Linked DNA regions of Mus musculus: region 1 is linked to region 2. Evidence: chromatin loops called from intact Hi-C (ENCODE). Cell type or tissue: gastrocnemius. All regions are shown on one strand. Region 1 holds the start of 0610039H22Rik (RIKEN cDNA 0610039H22 gene). Region 2 has its middle 28 kb from the start of 4930556N13Rik.

Region 1 (2,500 bases), 200 kb after region 2:
CTCCACCTCTAAATATAACCAGCCAGTCAATCAGTCTTGGCAGCCGTCGGGGCTAGGGCTGTCAGACGGAGTTTGCCTTGGATCCTCTGAACTATTGGCTTGTTTTCCCAGCTTGCAAGTGTATTCAAATAGTGAGATTGGAATTAGCCTTGCAAACATGCCGGCAGGTGGGGCCTCCAGGTTGAGAAGGAGGCAGCGTTTGTGGTGTCAAATGACATTTCTCTCTCCTCCACTCTCTGAAGTGGAGCAGGGGCTGAGTTGAGCGAGGGAGTGGTGGCTTTCACGCTTAGTGAGCAAGATGCGTGGGTGTGTTTTCCTGAATTGTGATTAAATTTTTTTTTCTTTTAAATTTTAAGTTGTTGCAAGAGAGAAAATGAGAAACCGGCAGGTGGTGGGGATTACTCGAAGGCTGTGTTGGATGGAGGAGGAGTACAGATGTAGTTTGGGGAGGGGTGTTTTCCCAGGGTATTTCAAGTGGACTCTGAGGCTCCCATCCTGGCCAGGGTTCTAGGTCTTCAGAAAGGACACAGCTTCCTGAACGGGAACAGCCCTTCCTGCTGCTGCCCTGAGGCTATTCCTGTAGGCTAGGAACAGTGTGGCTCCCAGTCCCCCCCCCCCCCCCCGAGGCTTGTTAAAGGGACCTGTGGGTAGCTGCCCGAAGATGCTAAATCCCAACCTGAAAGGCACCAGGGAGAAGCCTTGCACACACATTGCCATCCCTCTCACGCCCAGTTGCTTTTACCTGGAGCTTCATTGAAGGATGCAGTTGCGGTTGTCTGTGGCATGGCCTGGGCACATGGGTCCCTGCACTTCCGCCAACTGTGTGGTACCCTGTAGGCCTGGGCAGCTCTGTGATTGGTGCCAGCAGCAGATGCAATCATCCAATGATGGGCATCCACACTGGGTTCTGTAGGGTTCCGGGTCTTTAGCTGAGTTTAGAGAGGAAGAAGTTAAAGCAGCTCACCCAGGTCCTAGGGGCTCCTGCAGCCCAGAGTTGTCCTATACATGAATCTTCCAGAGGAGTTGCTTTGTGGTCCAGGACCCCTGGTTATCCATGACACCCTTGCATGGGATCTGTAAAGATAATTTTTTTTTCCATAAGAATTCTAAGATCGGTCTTTCATGGATATACAGTGGAATTTTCCAAAGGAAATCTCTACCAAGGATTTCCATCTTGGGCTGCCTCCTGGTCATTTGGTGACATAGTGCTGAATGCTGAGAAAACTTGTCCTAGGTAGGACCTGCTTCGATCCCCTGGTGGACTGTTGGTGTTGGTGCTGGTGTCTTGGGTTAATTTTTTGTGATCGTCGAGGGAGGACACCCCAGAACGTCAACGGGCATCAGTCACCAGCCTTGTTGTTAACTGTGCTTCCTCCTCTGTCACGGGGAGGAGTGTGGGTTCTGAGCAGCTGTGTGCTACAGAGCACTGTAACCCTGAGAGAGGTGGTGACCTCTCTGATCCCCTGCAACCCCTACAAATAGAGCAGGCAAGAAACTGCTGAACAGACAGACATGTGGGCCTCTGCCAGAGAGAGGGGCCCTCCCATTACTGAGTAATTTGTTTTGGGTTAGTCCCCCGAGAGATGGGGGGGGGGCAGGGGCGTGTAGCACCTTCTCAGTTGCTTCTGGCTTTGCAAAGGGACATGATGCAATGCTCACACAAGATGTCAATTAGCTCTGAACTGGGAAGGAAGGGATGAGAGGGCCCAGCCTGTGCCTGGGTAGGGTGCCATTCTGTGAGTTCCTTCATTTCATGTGCTCCTGCGAGCAGAATCTGATACCAAGGATAACAGATGAACAAAAGGGGGGGTACCTTCATTTGTGTCAGGCTGGGCAGGCTTCCTTTCTGGTCTCAATACTGTATCTACAGTGTCCCTAGAGAATGATGGGACTGTGATCTGGAGGGGTTCAGAGGAGAAAGGAGCCAGGGTAACCCTCACCCTCCCTTAACAAGAATAGAAGACAGTAAAGGGCCCCAGAAATAAATAATTGTTAACCAGACTGATTAATCAATAGACTAATTAAAAATCAAACACCTAAGAACACCACGGTCTGGGTTAATTATAAACCAACATTGAGGCGTTAAAACTTGTCCAGCCCATGGCTTTGAATTATTAACTGAATGAGTTAATTTCAAGCCGTCAGCTTAGGTAGCTGTGAGATCCAGGGTTAGAAGGAGGGGAGTTAGTGTGCCCTTTCCTTCGAGGGCCCGCTTTGGCGCCACGATCTTTATCAGTGTTGCTGTTTGCATTTTAAATCAAAATATCCTAAATGTTAGGCAGAGCCTCACACGCTTCAGTAAACTGTGCCGAAGGAGCAGAGCGAGCCAGCAAGAGTTGGCCTACGCTTTTCTTTCCTGTTGAAAGAACGACCGGTCTTAGTATCCCAGCATTCCAGTGGGAGAAAGGGCTCTGATGAATGCTTTCGGTTTGCAGTGATGACCACCCCCCCCCCCCCGCCCCCAATCCTGGCCCCAGCTCTGGCCCTGGCCCCGGCCCCT
Region 2 (2,500 bases):
TGCCACAAAAGTGATCATTTATGTAGATGGGTATTTTATTTTGCCTGCGAGCATAATCTGTGTATCTCGTGCCTGCCTGGTGCTTGAAGAAGTCAGAAGAGGGAGTCAGGACCCCTGGAACTGGGTTCCAGATGCTTGGCAGCTGCCATGTACGTTCTGGGAACTCAAACCTGGACCCCTTGGGAGAACGGCCAGTGATGCTTTGAACCACTGTGGCACCTCTGCAGCCCCGCCCCTTTGATGTTTAACGGGAGGCTAATGAGCATGCATTGTCACGAGTCTGAGTATGGCTCAGATTGTTTCTGTTGGATAGTGCTAGGTAGGGAACAGGGTTCTGAGGTCACCGCCCTGCAGGCTGTCTCACAGTAGAGGCTCAAGCGTTTGCTACAATTTATTTATAATGCTTGCAAGTGGCTGGGCCCAGGCCCACTGAACCAGAGATTCTTAAGAATGGGACTTTGAAACCTACATTTTTTTTTCAATCCTGGGGTGGGGCAAATACAGGCCTTCACGCGTGTTCTATCGCTAGGCTACATCGCCAGCCCTTTTTACATTTTTATTTTGAGACAGTTTTCCAAGCTGGCCTTAAACTCAAGCCATAGTCCAGGTAGCTGAGGCAGGCCTTGAACTTGTGACCCTGTCTTTTCCTTTTTCTCTGAGTTTTAAAATAGAAGAATAACCGTAAACAGCTTTCTTCTTCCCTTCCTTCTCTTCCTTCTCCATCATCCCTCTTTTTTTTTTTTTTTTTTTTTTTTTTTTTTTGAGACAAGGTTTTTCTGTGTATCCTGGAACTTGCTCTGTAGACCAGGCTAGCCTCAAACTCACAGAGGTCCACCTGCCTCTGCTCCCCTGGTGCTGGAATTAAAGTTGTCCGTCAGCACCCCCTGGTTGACTTTGAGCTTTCAACCTTCCCATTTCGATCTCCCAACTGCCAGGCTGGGATTACAGGTGTGACCACTATATCCAGTTCAGGTCATGCTGGAGAGAGAACCTAGGGTTCCGAGTGTGCTCTGATAAGTTCTCCCCAACAGCCACGTCCTCAGGGTTGTCCAGTTACTTCTAAAGTGGTGTGCTTCCCCCTGGGTTGAGACAACATGGAATCCTTGGGTCCTGGTTTGGGGTTAGAGCTAATTATTGTGTGATCTGGGTGATGGCCTGCTGTCTGCCATGTGTGCAGTGTTGTGCCTTAGGTCAGATGTATCTGGGGGACAGTTATCAAAATCAGGGTGTGCAGTTTCGTTTCAAAACACCCAGTTTCCTGTTTCATTTCATCCATATTCGGCAGGGCATAGTTTGTAATGGTCTTATTCAGAGGGTGGAAAGAGAGCATTTAAACAGTAAAAGGCCCACCTTAAGAAGTAGAGTCGTAAAAGAGAATGGTTTTTGAAGTGTTTAAAGGAGTGGAATGAAGTCTTGTGCACTCCACAGGGCAGACTGCTGCTATTGTGGTCTATGTCCACTAGATGGCACCACAGCACAAGCTACTACGGGTATCCCCTCCCTTTGCCTCATCCCAGAAAACAGGTTCTCCAAGCACTTGTCTCAGTATTAAACTTAACAGGAATGCAAATCCCCAGCTCATACCCGAGACTTACTGACCGAGAACCGTGTAGCACTTTGTCCACGTAGTTTAGATGCAGACTTAAGTTTGAGAGCCACTGTCCTAGAATCAACCTTGGGGTAGCTTGGGAAGATACCTGTAGTACGCCAAAAGCGCTTGCTGGGGAGGGAATGAGGAGGTGCGTGGGGGGCGGGGCGGGGTGAGGAGGGGAGGGAGGGTGGAAGACAGTCAATGGTGCAGGTATATTTAGTGCCAAGGAGCTGCTCCAAAATCAGAGAGCTGATATGGACTAGGGGGCAAGACTGGATTTCTCCCAAGTCGGGGAAGTAGAGGAGAGAAAAGAGGGCTCTTCAAAGAGATCCCCTCCCTTAGGGCGCCAGATCATGGGCTAGGAGCTGAATCATAGGCTGAGTTCTCTGCCGGGAGCCCCAGGGCAGCTGTGTCCTCATTGTGGCTGTTCATCTCAGCCTGTTCTGAAATTTCACCAACCTACTACTGTGTTAATGGATTGAAATCTTGCAACCCTCCCAAGACGACCCAGGAAAATGGATGCTAAGAATCAAAAAGAAGCTTGAGACGGGGTGGGAAAATCACTAGTGAATTAAAACCTTATTTTTGTCTTTTCGATCCTATCTGTACCCTCAGGGAAGGCCAGTGCAGAATGAATTCATCTCTCTCTCTCTTTTTTTTTTTTTACACAAAAATTCCTTTTGCAGGTCGCAGCTGAGGCTTCACAGGGGCGACATACCATGCAAATATGTATTTTTTTTTCAGTTATGATGTATACAGTTTTTAGTTTGATTTATTTTTGGTGTCAGAAACAAAATGGAAGTTAGCTCTTTAAAAATGAGTGTGGCTGGCTGAATAAATAAATAATATGCTCTTGGCCAGTACCTGCCAGTACCTCCTTAATTGCCCATTGATTCTTTAATTCTCTGC

What was found. Hi-C counts contacts between places; a loop is a spot of excess contacts. Peaks named below come from ENCODE experiments on the same cell type or tissue, not always from the same donor. Only the 100,000 strongest peaks of a DNase experiment are listed, where the experiment ranks them.
Region 1: a loop joins it to region 2, with 2.0 times the contacts of the local background. A loop is called at or near these places in 1 of 42 quality-filtered maps.

The regions. Positions count from the first base shown.
Region 1 is chr11:88,618,013-88,620,512 of GRCm38, reverse strand. The region is part of intron 5 of Msi2 (musashi RNA-binding protein 2); the gene reads left to right. 0610039H22Rik (RIKEN cDNA 0610039H22 gene) reads right to left here and starts at 1,262. Exons shown (of 3, transcript NR_131025.1): 1 at 743-1,262. In gastrocnemius, a CTCF peak has its summit at 1,243; DNase peaks (open chromatin) are centred at 68, 825 and 1,594; H3K4me3 peaks cover 555 bases; H3K27ac peaks cover 2,500 bases.
Region 2 is chr11:88,822,202-88,824,701 of GRCm38, reverse strand. No RefSeq gene overlaps it. Among named protein-coding and RNA genes, the nearest start is that of 4930556N13Rik, 28 kb to the left of the region's middle. In gastrocnemius, a CTCF peak has its summit at 1,459 (motif pointing right); DNase peaks (open chromatin) are centred at 1,471 and 1,924.